Regions from separate parts of the Homo sapiens genome. Here region 1 is linked to region 2. Evidence: read pairs that join two places in POLR2A ChIA-PET (ENCODE). Cell type or tissue: PC-3. All regions are shown on one strand.

What was found. Peaks named below come from ENCODE experiments on the same cell type or tissue, not always from the same donor. Only the 100,000 strongest peaks of a DNase experiment are listed, where the experiment ranks them.
Region 1: POLR2A ChIA-PET joins it to region 2 with 6 read pairs; 8 of 35 experiments call an interaction of 5 or more read pairs at or near these places.

What each region holds. Positions count from the first base shown.
Region 1 is chr3:16,453,714-16,461,713 of GRCh38, forward strand. The region is part of intron 2 of RFTN1 (raftlin, lipid raft linker 1); the gene reads right to left. It overlaps LOC124906220 (a long non-coding RNA gene), which reads left to right. Exons shown (of 2, transcript XR_007095840.1): 2 at 1-3,251. Among named protein-coding and RNA genes, the nearest start is that of RFTN1, 56 kb to the right of the region's middle. RefSeq lists an enhancer at 2,166-2,685. In PC-3, no CTCF peak of the experiment used is centred here; a DNase peak (open chromatin) is centred at 3,468; H3K27ac peaks cover 880 bases.
Region 2 is chr3:16,275,062-16,283,061 of GRCh38, forward strand. The region is part of intron 4 of OXNAD1 (oxidoreductase NAD binding domain containing 1); the gene reads left to right. It also overlaps the pseudogene THAP5P2. Among named protein-coding and RNA genes, the nearest start is that of OXNAD1, 14 kb to the left of the region's middle. In PC-3, no CTCF peak of the experiment used is centred here; no DNase peak of the experiment used is centred here.

The sequences.
Region 1 (8,000 bases), 180 kb after region 2:
ACCAGAAAAATAAGAATAGTTACACAGTGGTTACAAATATCAAGCATAAACCAGACATGCTTAATTTCAGGGTATGATACAAGAAAATAAATGAAGCAAATATTTAAAGCAAATTCAACTTTCCAATTTTAATTTTAAAAGTGTTATTCAAAGACATTTATAAAGAGAGAGTGATATAATTAAGGCAAGCAAAATGCAAATAATGCAAATAATGCAAAATGCAAATAACATGTTATTGACCTTCTCCATATCCCAGGACTTCCTTCCCACAGTGCAGAAATGGAAGGCAGAAGACAAAAGTCAAAGCCAGGGGTGAACAGGACATGATGCCAGACCTCTACAAGGAGTATGAGCTCCACCAGATCTGAGCTTCCCTAGATGACAAGGCTGCCACTGTAACCAGGTCTCCTTAGTCACCTTCTGCTCTCCTAATGAGAGTCATTTCCATAGATTTTAATAGTTTCTATCACAATGATGATTTTCTAAAAACCCACTCTTATATATCTTTACAGGGTCAAAATTTAATAGGAATTGCCAAATTGCCCCACATTGGTCTTATCAATTCACAGTCCATCTATGGAGTGAGACCATGCCGTGCTGACTTCTCAGCAAAGTGGCAGCTGGTGAGCACACCTGCATCAGGATCATCTAGGGGTGGGAAGAGTGTGTTTACATTAGGAATGCAGGTCCCAGGCTATCCCCAGATCTACTAAATCAGACCTGCATTTCAATAACCAGGGCCATTGACTTGTTTGCTCACTCAAGTCTGAGGACGATTGTGTGAGAGGCTGCCTGGAGCCACGTCTGGAGAAAGACTGTGAAGCCAAGGGTGAGCTCACTGGGAAACAGTTCCCAATCAATTCATAATGCCTGCATGGTGGCAGGAATGGGGGAATTGGGTAGATGGATACATAAGACACAAATCTCTCCTTTCTCCTCTCCTCCTCATTCCCTAACTGCTTAGAGAATTCCTACTCATCCTTCACAACTCTTTCTAGAAGAGACTTCTTCAACCTATACACCAAGGCCTCCCTCCTTGTGTCAAGGCACCATCTAGCACTCACCATCACAGTTTTCTGGCGTGTCTCCCAGGGAAGGCAGGGACTTTGTCTTGTTCATTTTCTTCTCCTCACAACTAGCTTTTTGCCTAGTCCATAACTAGAATTCAATAAATCCTTAGCAAATGACTACGTGATTGAAAAAACAAAAACAAAGGATAGAGCAAATACAGAACCAGTTACTGGGAAGGACAAGACAGCAAAACCCAGCCTCCTCCTCTCCACCATGCTGTCTCCCATGAAGATCCCAGGTCTTCCAAGGGTAAGGAAAAACAGGCTGATAAATGAGGGCTGGCGGCCAGCAACCCTCCCACTGCAGCCAGGCTTTGTCTCCACGCCATAAACACCTCCTTGCTCACAAGAGTTGGACCCTGTTGGGATCAGCAAACAGCTGCAGCAACAGCAGCATATGACCTGCCCAGTTTGTTTAGGTGGCGTGTGTTTGTGAGGAGCATTTGCTCTGTGGTGTTTTTCTATAACGATTACGTGGAGAAATGATGTTATTTTCAGGGGGTGAGGAATACCAAAGAGGCTTATTTGGCAAAAGCCACAATCTGTTCACTTCTACTTTGTGTGCGTATGTGAAAATCCTCACGCTAGTAGCCAGGATTTTTCAAATCCACTGGGAAGAGACTCCAAAAACAGGTTGGGGGCAGGAAAACAAAACCCTAGGATGACAAGCATGCAAATTAACACTGAAACCAGGCAAAGGACTAGTCCTGACAGATGAAAACACTCAAGCCAGCTGTATGTAAGGATTAGGAAAATTCTAAATAGGGGAGCATTCTGCCCACAAGTTTTGTTAGGAGAGGACATTAACACCAGTCATTTATGGTCCTCAAAGCCCAGTATATTGGTGTTGGGGGTGGAGGTGTCTGCTGTGTTCAAAGGACAGTGGCACTGAAAACTCAGGACTCAGAGACACTCTCTTCTTAACTCCTCAAGCTCTCAGATAACCAACTAGTAGAGTCAAAATAATCTAATCATGGACTATTAATGCACATGGCAAAAACTCAACGGATATCCTAGTCAACATAATTCTACATCGGCTGTTCTGTCAAGATGATAATGAAACATCAGACAATCTGTGAGAACATGATGCCAAGAAGAAATACAAATTGGGCTCCTCCATTCCTCATGGAAATTAGAAGATTCTAAACTAATCAATTAGTTTCACATCCCCCGACACCTCCCTCCCACCGCCCCCACCCCCGTCTCTGCATTATCATTCCACTTCATGAAATTTCCTGGGAATCCACTTACTATTCTGTGATCAAGGACAGCAAATGAAAATCAAGTTCTCTGCAGAACATGAGCGAAACTTTACATTGTAATGTAAAATGAGCTGATTAAGGGCACTTAATCCAAGAACAGCTAATTCTTAAGACCTCGAAGCAGAGTGGATGAAATGTCAGGAAGGAGGAATGCAGCCGGGTTCTAATCACACAGAAAAATGGATTCCGGCACTCGACAGGCTGCCTTATTAACAATTACAGTAACCAGGGCTGTTCTTTTCAAAAGAATGCCTAGCAAGTTAGAATAAAGACCCCATCTTCGGAGATCTGTGGTAGAAAGTATACCCCTCTTTTTAGAAAATAAGGTACTCCAGCCTCTGGGAGCATCCTAAAAGATGAGAGGAAACTCAAGGAGAATGGTTTATCTTTCTGAATGGTTTATCTTTCTAATTTCATCTCATTCAACTTCTTACACATTGGAAGGTGATTGTAAACTCAGGTATGTTAGGAATAAGTTTATTATTAAAAAGTAATAAACACCCTCCGCTGACCAAACTCTTAGAAAAGGATTACAGAACCACTTTTCACTTTGAAAAATTCTTGAGGACCCCCCTAAGAACTTTTGTTTATGTGGGTTACATCTATCTATATTCTTCACGTTAGAACATTTAAAACTAAGACATTTTAAAAATAAGAATATCCAAGCACATATTAATTAGTGATGATACCATCATGGGTCGTGTAGCCACAGGAAAACTCCATTGCACGCTTGTCAAAGAATAAGAGTGGAAAAGGCGAACAAAGGTCTTAGTATCATTTTGAAAATAGTTGGGACCTTAAGAACTCCCAGGGGTCCCCAGACCACTCTGAGAACCACTGACCTAGAGTCATGTCTGGTTGACATAGAAATGTGTTAGAGTTATAGAGAGGTCAACTCTTTCAAGAACCACTTCTGTCATAAAAACAAACACTCTGTGTATTATGTGTCAATAAAAAGTTTTTTTTTTAAATGACAGATGCCATTGCTATAAGAACTTTAATAAGTATATGTGAAACTTTCTGGTAGCTGGCAGGAAAACAGGCTCTTTAATCTTTTACAGTTCACCACATTTGTTTTACAGCCTCTGCAAGTACAGATGACTAACTGCTTCTACGCAGAGCTGTGCAGCGTTTCTACCAAAGGCCAGGCCTGTCTGGGTAAATCCATTCCCTTCAGTAAACATTGCAGGGAGGCAAGTCTTCTTAAGAAGCAGTTTAACTCAGTGGTTAAGAGCCCAGGCTCTGGATTTAGACTTCCTGGGTTCAAATCCTGGCTTGGCCTCTTGCCAAGTGACCTTGCATGAGTTCTTAATCTTCCTCCAAGTATAAAAAGGAAGAATAACAATATTTAACTGGTAGGATCTTCATAGGAATCCTATGAAGGGTTACATTTCTAGAACATAGTAGTACTCAATAAATGCCGGTTATCATTATACCTTCTTTTACGATATACAAGGCATCCCAAAAGTCTCAATACAGTTTTATGCTGAAATTTCAGAAATATAAGCATTACAAACTTACCTCAAATACCACTTATTTAGTTCTGTAAATTTTAAGTAATAAAATTTTAGTTTTTTGTTTCGGTGCCTCTGATTGAAAGTGGCAAGTGCTGCCTGAAACAAAAATTACATTACTAATTTCACAGTGGAGCAGGGAATAAGTATACACACAACTATTAGACAAAGGAGACTTTTTACCATTAAGACTTAATTCGATAGACATGGCTGTGGTCTGAATGTGTCTCCCCCAAATTTATGTGTTGGAAACTTAATCCTCAACGCAGCAGTGAAGGGAGGTGAGTCCTTTTGAGAGGTGCTTAGGTCATGAGGGCTCAGCCCTTATGAGTGGATTAATATCATTATAAAAGGGTTTCACAGACAGAGTTTGGTCCTTTTTGCCTTCTGCCTTCCACCATGTGAGGACACAGCATTCCACCCCTCTGGAGGATGCAAAAACAAGTCACTATCTTGGAAGTGGAGATCAGCCCTCACCAGACACCAAACCTGCCAGCAAGTTGATCTTGGACTTCCCAGCCTCCAGAACTGTGAGCAAAAAAAAATCTTTGTTCTTTATAAACTACCCAGTCTTGGGTATTTCGTTTCAACAACACAAAATAGACTAAGACAGACATTCTTTGAGCACCTACTATGTGCCATGCTTGTGTTAGGTACCAGGAAGATAAAAGGAAACAAGATGAGATGATTAGACAATAGAGGTGTACAAAGCCAGCAGGGGCAAGCATGGAAATAGATTGCTGCAGCATGTTCTGCTGTATTATTCAGGTCCAGGTATGCTCGGGGTGCTGGAGTTTCAGGTAGTGGGGTGCTATGCCCAGGATACAGCAGAAAGGAAAAGGAAAAGTGTTTCTCTCACTGACATTTGGAAGACATTTTCCCTCCTCATGATGTGAATTTTTCCTTTCACTTGTCATTAATTCTGTTCATCTGCAAGAAGCCCATCTATCTATAGCTTTCCTTTTGCAGTAGCTTTTCAATAGTGGATCTTTATTGAGCTTTTCCATCTTTGTAAATCGTAAATTGTCCTTTCAACATGCATAATGACAAGCATTTCGACCCACACACTCTATTTACATATCATAGCAAACAGCCTCTTATTTAGATGTCAAATTCCAGCAACTAAAAACTCAGATCCACAAAACAGCAAGAAGCCAAATAATTCTCAAAACCATAATGCTTTCCATAAACTTCAGTTCCCTTTGGGCAGTCCTTCAGGCCATATAGCTGTTCTTTTTAAATACACATTTATAATGAATCTGTCCATCTGTTTTTCTAGCAGATTAGAAGTACAAAAATCAGGGGAGTCATCTGAAAACATGGTGCTTAGCTTCACGAATTCCCTAAAAGTTACAACCCAGGGCTACTGGGTTTTCCTTTCTTTTCTTTTCCTTGAGACAGCGTCTCACTCTGTCACCAGGTTGGAGAGCAGTGATGCCATCACAGGTCACTGCAGCCTCGACCTCCCAGACTCAGGTGATTCTCCCACCTCAGCCTCCCGAGTAGCTGGGACCACAGGTGTGCACCATGCCCAGCTAATTTTTTGTATTTTTTGTAGAGATGAGGTTTCGCTGTTGCTCAGGCTAGTCTTGAACCCCTGGGCTCAAGCAATCCACTCGCCTTAGCCTCCCAAAGTGCTGGAATTACAGGTATGAGCCACTGTGCCTGGCCACTACTGTGTTTTCTGAAGGAAATTAGTTTTAACAGAACCAGAAAGGACTAAGTAATATCCACAATGTGTAACAGACACCTAAACTCTTACATGAAGAGTTATGTGCCCTAGTAGAAAACTATTTTTCATTTTCTCATATCTCAAAAGATTGAAAATTACAAATCCTAGCACTTTGGGAGGCTGAAGCGGGAGTCTCTACTTTAAAAATTTAAAAATGAGCCAGGAATAGCAGCGTGTGCCTTTATCCCAGCTACTTGGAGACTAAGGTGGGGCACTGCTTAAGCTCAGGAGTTCAAGGCTACAGTGAGCTGTGATCGTGCCACTGCACTCAGCCTGGGTGACAGAGTGAGACCCTGTGTTTCTAAAATAATAATAATAATAAGTAAATAAATGAAAATTACAAATAAAACTCAACTCTACATTCAAAATTTTCTTAAAATTTTTCTTAAAAATTCTAGTCCATGTGCAGAATTCACTTGCTTAAATAAGCCATCACTTATATCTAGTCAATATCATCATGTTATAGAAAAAAGTTGAAAAAGGAACATATTATAGAATTATTGGCCATTGTTGTTTATTTAAATGCTAGAAAAAAAATAAGATTTATATACAATAAGTTTTGAGAGAAGTTTATCATTTTTTGGTTCCTATAACTTTTAGTTATTTGACATTTGCAAACTAAACTGGAAAACTAAGAAAATTAAATGTGATTTTTTTCTTCTCAGATAACTGAAGCCAAGACATTTTTGAGAACATGAATTTTCCATATGATTGACTTATTTCAATGCTTTGAGTGGGCATAGCTTTATTCTAAATTTTTATGAATTTTAGAGTTGATTCAGAAATTACAATGTGAATATTATATAAAATCAGATAATAATGTAGTATGTAAAATATGCATGGTGGAAGGAGTAAACTGTGTAGATTATTCTGGCCCTGCAAAACACAGAAGTGTCTCAATTTCTCTTTTTCCACCGTGATTTTTATCTATTGTGTTATTTTGATATTTGTACATTTACTGGGATCTGGCAGGATGAGTTGCACATGGGTAGCATTTATATTAACTAAATTTGGTTTTCATTTTAGAAACAAATTCCTCCTTTCTTCTTTTTTTCTGCTGCCAAAGCCCAATAGGCTTATAAATAAATACACAGCCCACAGGAAAGACTTGAGGAGGTTCAGGTAGACATTTCATTTGAATTTCCGGAGCCTGGTTTTATCTTAACAGCCCTCATACTCCTTGGACCACACCTGGGCAAGCAAAGTGAAGTGGGAAATAAAATAGTTGGATCAATGACGTCAACAACCAACGCCGCTGTCCAAAACCAAAACCTCACATTTCAAGCAGAGGCTGGGTGGGGAATATATATTTTTTTAACCTAAATCTTCTTCTCATTTTCTCCTTTTTTGGTGAGGGTAGAAATATCATGTAAGAGGCCTGTTATACAGATAACTAACGCAAGAGACACGTGAGCAGACGTCACTTGAGCCTCATTTTCCATGCCAAAATTCAGGATTTAAGGTCTAAAACCATAGAGAATATTTTAGAGCTAGATGGTTCCAGAAAATCTGAGACATGTGGCCACCACAGCTGTGAAGTGGCCCACTCTCTCCCACCTACCCACCCCAGAATTTCTTACCCTTCATAAGGCAGCCCCTACTCGAGGCTGGCCAGACTTCTTCAACAAATGACAGACAAAGCAGGTTTGGTCCCAATGTAAAATGAAGTCTCAGAACCCACGGCTCAGCCATTTTGGAGAGTGAGATGAGGAGGCCACGCCACAGAGGCCCTCGGGCAGCACAGCTGCCATGACAATATGGGCCAGTGCCAGGAATAGGAAGGATCAAGTTAAATGTTTGTGATCCAATAACAAAACCACAACATGGGCCCCATTAAGCAAGGTTTAGGTAGAAGCTAATGAACTGAATCTAATTTTCTTTTGACCATCTTTGACAAGGAATAAGCTCTGCTATAATGAGTTTCTTAGGCAATTCAAATATAGACATTACAGTGGGGCTCAATAAAAAAAAACAACTCTCACAAAGGAGCTGATCTCCTCAAATAGACTCTAAGGTGGTTTAACTGGGAAGCATATATATATTTCTTTAAAACTCTTCCGTGAATAATCAGGAATAATTATCCATTTTAAAATACTTTTTATATTTCCATTTTTAATTAAAAATATATACACATACACGTACATAAATACATACACATAAATGTATGAATTTTCCACCAGGAAACCCACACTAAATACCTAGGGTTTTTCTGTACTAATTGAACACACTATCACACTATAACCCAAAGGCCTGGCCACAGACAATAGCAGATGCTTCAAGAGAAAGAATAGGGCCCTTTCAGCCAATTATACAATTACACGATATGACCATGTTTACATTATCAAAGGGAGGCAGACCAAATTACCTAGCTACTTCAAATTAATAACCCCATTTACCTCAATTATCTGGCAGGCAGGGTCTA
Region 2 (8,000 bases):
CATAGTGACATCCCCTGTTGTAAAACAGTTTTTTATCATCTGACATTTTCTTCAGATAGCCAGTTTTCCTGCTTTGGCTGTCTTATAAGAACTTCCAAAGACTTCAGTCTACCTATAGTTTGTTGTTTGTAGGTCAGGAAGAGTTATCTTAGAATGTAGCTTACAGACTTTCTGCCAAAAATGTTCTTTAGTTGTGTCTTGTCTGCAGTAAGAATGTTCAATTTGTGGTCAAGCGCAGTGGCTCGTGTCTGTAATCCCAGCACTTTGGGAGGCTGAAACAGGAGGATCACTTGAGACCAGGAGTTTAAGACCAGCTTGGGCAACATAGCAAGACCCAGTCTCTGCAAAAAGTTAAAATTAGCTGGACATGGCGGTGTGCTTGTAGTCCTGGCTACTCAGGAGGCTGAGGCAGGAGGATCACTTGAACCCAGGAGTTCAAGGTTACTAACGTAAGCTATTATGGTGCCACTGCACTCCAGCCTGTGTGGCAGAGCAAGACCCTGTCTCTTTAAAAAAGAAAAGAAAAGAAAAGAATCTTCCATAGTTTACATCCTTATGTAAGGAGTCTTCAATGTCTATGTCTTCCATTTCCCTGGTTTCTTTTTGGGCAGATATAAAAGAATTAACTACGGGTTTAGAAAAATGGCAATAATAGATTATTTATTTGTGTTTAATTCTTCAACTGTTTGATTAATTGTGCTAAATAAGAATGAATTATCCTGTGCTGACCTGATTTTCATGGAATATTTGTAAAATTTGGATTAGCAAGATGATTGGTAGTTATTTCAAGCACTTCTTGGGTTTCCAAAGACTGTTGAATACCTTCTGAATTTGAAATTATCAAAGTAATAGTTGTAAAATTTAGATACTCAAAAGATGTGTGAAAAGCACCTATATCCATATTTTAGTTAACTGATGTTTCCAACGTAGATTCTGGTTTCCTAGTTAATCTTGTTTAACTAGTTTAAGAGTTAACATGTATTTTGACTTGAACCTGGGAGGCAGAGGTTGCAGTGAGCCAAGATTGCGCTACTGCACTCTAGCCTGGGCAACAGAGTAAGACTCTGTCTCAAAAAGAAAAGAGTTAACAAGTATTTTGTATACTTCTTGGTTTTAGAAGCCAGTGGCTTCACCAAGGCAGATGAATCAAGTAATTGCGTGTTCAGGGAGCACATCTGTGTTAACTATATTTTTCTTTGCCTCATTTAATACAAGTGATTTTTCTGATTTGGCTTTTAGGCATACTTTTTTCTCATCTTCCAATTGTTTCTTCTGTGAATTTTTTTTTTTTTTAAGAAGGATCTTTTACTTGATTGTCTTCAGGCAGAGGAAAAAGTTGTTGGAACTGTACTTTGTTTTAAATATCAAATCCCCCGTCTGATGTCAAGAGAGTCAGGAGTGAAATGGTCACTACATAGTAACTGGTATTTACTAGAAACCCATCAATCTTGCTATTTTTTTTTTTTTTTTTTACCACTTTTCAAGTGTTTCTTTGTCATTTAGAGGAAATGGGTAAAAACTCAGCTTCTGGTCTTTGTTTTTTTTGTTCCTGGCGATTTGTAGAGTAAATCGCTGTCCTGTATAGCTGAGTTTCACTTGTATGAGGTCCTGGGAGACCCGGGGCCAGCAAAAGGTGCAAGGCGGCCCTTCTTCCATTTCAGAATTTTATAGGACAAAATTATTGGGACTTTTGGGGGTTATTTTGAGCCAAATTTAGGTAAACTACAAAGAAAGTTAATGCAAACTCTTGAGAATTTTAGTGCCCACAAGTCAGAAAATTACAGGAAAATCCAATCATGGTACTACCTTTCAGGAAATTTTTAGTTGCATCTCTTCTCCTCTTCTGTTTCTTTTTCTTTCTTTCTTTTTTTTTTTTTTTGAGACAGAGTCTCTTTCTTGTTGCACAGGCTAAAAGCGCAATGGTGCGATCTTGGCTCACTGCAACCTCTGCCTCCCGGGTTCAAGTGACTCTCCTGCCTCAGCCTCCCCAGTAGCTGGGATTACAGGCGCCTGCCACCATGCCCGGCTAACTTTTTTTTGTATTTTTAGTAGAGACGGGGTTTCACTGTGTTGGCCAGGCTTGTCTTGAACTCCTGACCTCATGATCTGCCCTCCTCGGCCTCCCAAAGTGCTGGGATTACAGGCATGAGCCACAGCTCCTGGCCCTCCTCTTCTGTTTCTAATTTCCCCTCTTCTCCCATACAGAATGAGAACTGCGAAGAGTTGGGAGGAACTGGAGAAAGCTAGATGGTATCTGGCTTTCTCAGCAGTATATGGTCATTAGGAACTTGCCCCAATCTCCAGAGGGTGCTCCTAGCCATAGAGTAGGGGCTGGACCCTGGACTCGTTGAAATGAATGGCACCTCAGGTTTGGCCATAACAGAACTGGATCAGCTTCTTATAGTCTCGTCTTCCATTCTTGCCTTTAATTTGTATAGTGAGTATACTTTACACATGTTATTTGCTCTTCAGTTCAAGTCCATGAGGTAGCCTAAGGATACGATGCCATCTGGATTTTACAAAGAGGAAGCAGGGCCTAGGACATGTCTCTCAGTGACGAAAGGAAGCTCCAGCTCAGAATTCCTAGCTAAAGGACTGTGTTGCTACTCTTGGAGTCGACAGGAAATGGAATACTCACCCAGAAATGTTCTTTTGGTTTTGGGCATGTATTTCCTCTGGAAAGTTTACTGAATGACCATTTATGATGTTTATGCTTCTTACTTGGGACTGTAACTGTAAGTAGTCTGAGATTGTGCTGATGGAGGAAACTGAACTCTGAATTGAATTACATTGGAATGTTTGTGTTCAAGTTTTATTCATTTTATTCTTAAGAATCAAAAGAATAAGCAGTCTGAGTAACCCTAGAAATGTCAAGGAGATAAAGATAGAAATACTGTAATGCAGTAAAGATTGTTCAGGCAAGACAAATTTTACTGGAGGGGGTCATTCCGTGCTTGGCCTCTACAGACTGTTGGCCTACTGAGCAATATATGCTCTGTTCATCAGTTTGTTGGGAGAGTTTGGCAGTGAAAGAATTTCTTAAATTACTAATTCATATGCATTCATTTGTTCATTTGGAAATGTGCCAGACCCTGGGCCAGATCCTGGGGTTACAGCATTGAAAATGATAGATAAGCTCCTATCCTCAGATTTTAATGGGACTCTGATCAGAAGACTTTATGCACCTAATTGATTTTGGAAATCTTTCTAATTCTTTTTCTATTGTACTAGTTTGCTTTTAGAAGCCTGTGTCTTTTCCTACAGTATCTTATGTGTATGTTGCCTTTTTGTTTACAAAGCACCAGATTATACAACAGATTGGTACTTGATTCTCACAACCATTCTGGGAGGGACATGTAGGGATTTTAATTTCTATTTCACAGATGAGGGGATTAAGAATCAAAGATTTAGGTAGGATGACCCTGCTTCCTCATTTGCCTGAAATAGTCCTGGTTTATGCCTCTCGTTCCTGGTGTAATAGCACTCACTTTCACTCTCAAAATTATTCTGTCTTGAATGATAAATTATATTGTTGTCCTAAGTTTAAAGGACTTGTTCAAGGGACAAGGACTCAGTCCTTGAACTCAGATCTTTGATAATAAAATCAGCTTTCCTTTATGTTACAGCAGAATATGACACTCTGTTTAGACGGACAAGGCTTAATTGAGCAATGTGTTACTAGGCATGAGAAACGGGGGAGATACTGATGGCAGAGTGGTTAGTTAATAAATGGCTGGGCCCCTGGGGCAGATGCCTTTGGGGATCCTACAGTTCCAGGTGCTGATTTTCCAATGCTTATAATCCGCTTGTGATCTTGATGAGGCTTGGGTTTGAATGGGATGGTCTGCTTAGCTGCAGAGTGGACTATGTCCCAAGGCTAACTTTTACAATTCTCTACTGGTCATCACCTATGCATGTCAAGGAGATTGTGGTAGAGTGGTCACTTCAATTTGAGGTAGGGGGCATCTTTTCAACATGCACTGTTTCTCAACAGTTATTCCTGTAACTTGCTTTGGTTATTAGAGCTTGATGGTCAAAGAACCTTTTAGAGATGATCCAGCCTGGGATGAGCAGTGCTTGACGCTCCTGGCTTCACACTGTCAGCAGTGACAAAGCAGAGCAGGTGGAGAGAAACCTCAGGCACTCACTGCCTGGAGGTAGTTGTAGGGGATCTGGGGGGCTGGACTGCAGCTCTTAGAAAAACTCCCAAGGAAGTATAGTCTGATGGCCCTGGCAGCTGGCCTCTGGCCCCTAGGGGTGTGTAACTAACTCTTCTGTGAGTTGAAGGCTACAAAGAAAGGGAGGCTCCTTGGGGAAAGGCCCAGTTTAGCAGCTCTGTAATCATAGTATCTAGCACAGTGCCGGAGAAAAAAAGAGTTCCCTGTTGGCTGTGTTAAATTTGAAATGGAAATTAAACAGGCTGTTGGACATGTGAGATGAGAGTTTAACTGCTAGAGATGAAAAGTTGAGGCCACGTAGAGAGTAAGGGAAGAGGACTCAGGACTCAGCCCAGGAATGTGTCAACAGTTAGAGGCCAAGCAGAAGAGCAAGAGCCAGCAAAGGAGATGGAGAAGGAGTGGCCAGCCAGATAGGAAGGAGATCAGCAGAGTGTTCTTGGAGCCAGGGGGAAAAGTATTTCAAGAAAGAGAGAGGAGCCAACTGTGCTGAATTCTGCTGAGAGGTCATCACTGGATTTACCAAAGTGGATAGTGGGTGACCAGAATGACTGGCTTTAGTACATTACTGAGGGTGAAAGCCTGATCAGATTGTGTTGAGGAGAGAATGGGAGATGAGAAAGTGGAGACAGGACCATATGTAACTCTTGAAATGTTGTAATATGAATGGGAGCAGAGAAATGGGGTGAAAGCTGGATTAAAGGAGAAGCTTGTTTTGTTTGTTGTATTTTGAAAAGCAGCAAAGACCACAAGTGCCTGGTTTTAAATCTGCTTTGCCCCTTACTGGCTCTGGGACCTCAGTTTTCTCATATGTAAAATGGGGATATAATAATATTGGCTTTCTAGAGTTGTGAAGACTGAGTGAATCAATGTATGTAAAGTGCCTGACATATGGTAAGGATGTCTATAAGTGTTTGCTGCTGTTGTTGTTGTTACATGTTACATGAGGTGGGAGATCCTAGAGCTCGTGTGTTCTGATGGGGAGGGTAGAGAGGGTGTGATGCAGGAGAGAGGATAGTTGCTGGAGGGAAGGCTTGAGAAGACGGAGAGGAGACCAGCCCAGGTGGACAGGTTAGCCTTTGGTAGGAGTAAAGTGAGTTTACTTGTCATTCTAGGGCATAGTGTTAACCAGCATAAGCCATTTAAGAAGTTAAATTGTGTGGTTGACGGAGAATTTTGTGTCTACCTTTGTTAGTAAATCACTTGAGTAAAATCTGCTTCTAGTCAGATTCCTACACATCAGATTGATACTCTGCTACCATTTAAATAATGTCTCTGGGTCTCGGTGTCTTTGTGTGTAAAATGGCATATGATTCTTGATAATGACTAAAGTTTCCTTCAATTCTGAAATTCTCTGAACCATACCTACATTTTTGTTTTAGGTCATCTCTAGTCATGGCTTTGCCTAAATTTTTAAGCCAGAAAATGAATGAACAGGAGTGAACAGGGAAAGCTAGCCAGGTTTCCAAAGAAATACCTATTTCCTGTACAGAGACTTTTGCACCAGCGGTAACATCAAAATATCCTACATAAAACCAGCTTTTTAAACAAGTGTGATGGAATTTCCTTTTAGATGCTGACTCTGCCTCAGCATTAAACATGTGTACTGGTAAAGTTGGCAAATGTGTTGTTATTTTACTGAACACTGGAAAAGCATAAATGTTGTTTTATGGAAAACTTCATTTCCTGCCATGTGTTTTAACTTAGGACATGGATAGTTGAGGTTTCAGTTGTGAATCTTTCGATCCATTAAGTATAAGAGCCAATACAAATGATAAAATAAATAGTTTCTCCACTATGTTTTGCCTATCCAACAAAAGAATAGCATATAACAGGGGCCACAATTACAGGTCCTAATTATATGAACTAGCTTTTGGAGTAAAATAAATATGTGGTCTTCAAAAAGATTTCGTTGATGTTTTTAATCCACATTGCTAGAAATCTATATAGTATACAGCATTTGTGTTAAGCAAAATAAAATAGTAACAGGGAAGCATGTCTTTAAAAATAATGAATTGTGCAGGGTATTTTATGTTCCAGATATAGATAAAACAATTTTGTCCAGTTTGTTAGGATAAATAGCAGTAGGTACATTACTGTTTGTATTTCAGGTTGAGTATCTCTAATGCAAAAATCTGAAATCTGAAATGCTCCAAAATCCAAAACGTTTTGAGTACTGACGTGACACTCAAAGGAAATGCTCATTGGAGCCTTTTGGATTTCAGATTTTCACATGAGAGATGTTCAACCTATAAGTATAATGCAAATATTCCAAAATTGAAAAAAAATTGAAATCCTAAACACTTCCGGTCCAAGCATTTCAGGTAAGGGATACTCAGCCTGTCATACCAATAATTGGTCATAGACAGCATCCAAATGAAAATATGGCTTAATAGAAAGTATAGCTTGTTTCCTTCCTCATTGAATTTTACATTTGGACATTGGAAAATGACTAATGCTTCCATTTCACATAGCCTAGCACTTGATCGTGACGCATTCTCAGGTGTCTCAGCTGAAATTCTTTTCCCTATCTAGTTTTGTTAAGGAATTCAACACATGCCAGTTAAGCTGTCAGAAATGAAATAATCTACCTCGAGGCTGTATTTTAACAGATTATTATATCGAAAGAAAAAAATGAATGTTTATAAAATAACATTTCTTTTTTTTTTTTTTTTTTTTTGAGACAGGGTCTCACTTGGCTCACTGCAGTCTTGACCTCCAGGCTCAAGTGATCCTCCCACCTCAGCCTTCCGAGTAGCTGGGACTACAAGTGTGCCACCATGCCTAGCTAATGTTTGTAATTTTTTTTTTTTTTTTTTTTTTTTGTAGAGATGTGGGGTTTTGCCACGTTGCCCAGGCTGGTCTCAAACTCCTGGGCTCAAGCTATCTGCCTGCCTTGGTCTCCCAAAATACTTCTGTAAATGTAAGAAAAGGGGAATAATGAAGTAATAGAGACCTCTGATGATTCTCATTACTTGTCTTTGTAATAAGATACTTAAAAAAGAATGTGTGGCAAACAAAGGAAAATACCAGTTCTACTAAATAAATGTCTGCTCTCCCTGAACTCTCCCATACTTTTAAACATGAATCTGGATTTTCTGTAGTGTTCTCTTCCCCTATCCACCCAGCTTAAAAAAAAAAAAAAAGTGCTCCTGCATTTCTACCAATCTTTGTTCTGAAAAACCATTTTAAGTGACTTAAAGTTCAAGTTTTTATTCATTCTGCAAATACTTACTGAGCCTTACTGTGTGTTGGGCCCTGTGCTTCATCTAGGGAGTTGACTTATACATGCTGAATATGGTCAGAAAGGCAAAAACATTATATTGGTAGAGTTGAGAGTATGAAGAGAAGAGGGAGGACCTCAGGCAGGGGGTGTTACTTGAGCAGGGCCTAGAAGGGTGAGCAGAAGGTTGGTAGAACTGAGAGAGCTTGGCACATGCTGAATGACCTAGGTAGGGTTTTGGGGAAGGGCAGGTGTTAGGTACCTTTGAGGACCAGCAGGTTGTCCAGTTTGGCCAAAAAACCACAAGCACAGTGATCCAGGAGGAGTCCCAAGTTCGTATGAGTTAAACGGGACTTTCAGCTTTTTTTTTTTTTTTTTTTTTTTCGGTGATTGAGTAGTAGAGAGCCGTTTAAGGTTTTTAAGCTGGAGAGTAACTCAGTGAGGTTGGAACATTAGGAATATTTGCCTGTTGGCTGCTTTGAGAGACACAAGAAGGAGACCAAGGTAGTAGTTCAAGTGAGAAGAAAGAAATTCTCAGCTTAGGGTGATGGCAAGTAGGCAAGGGAAAGAAAAAACATGAGCCAAATTTATGGAATTTGGCT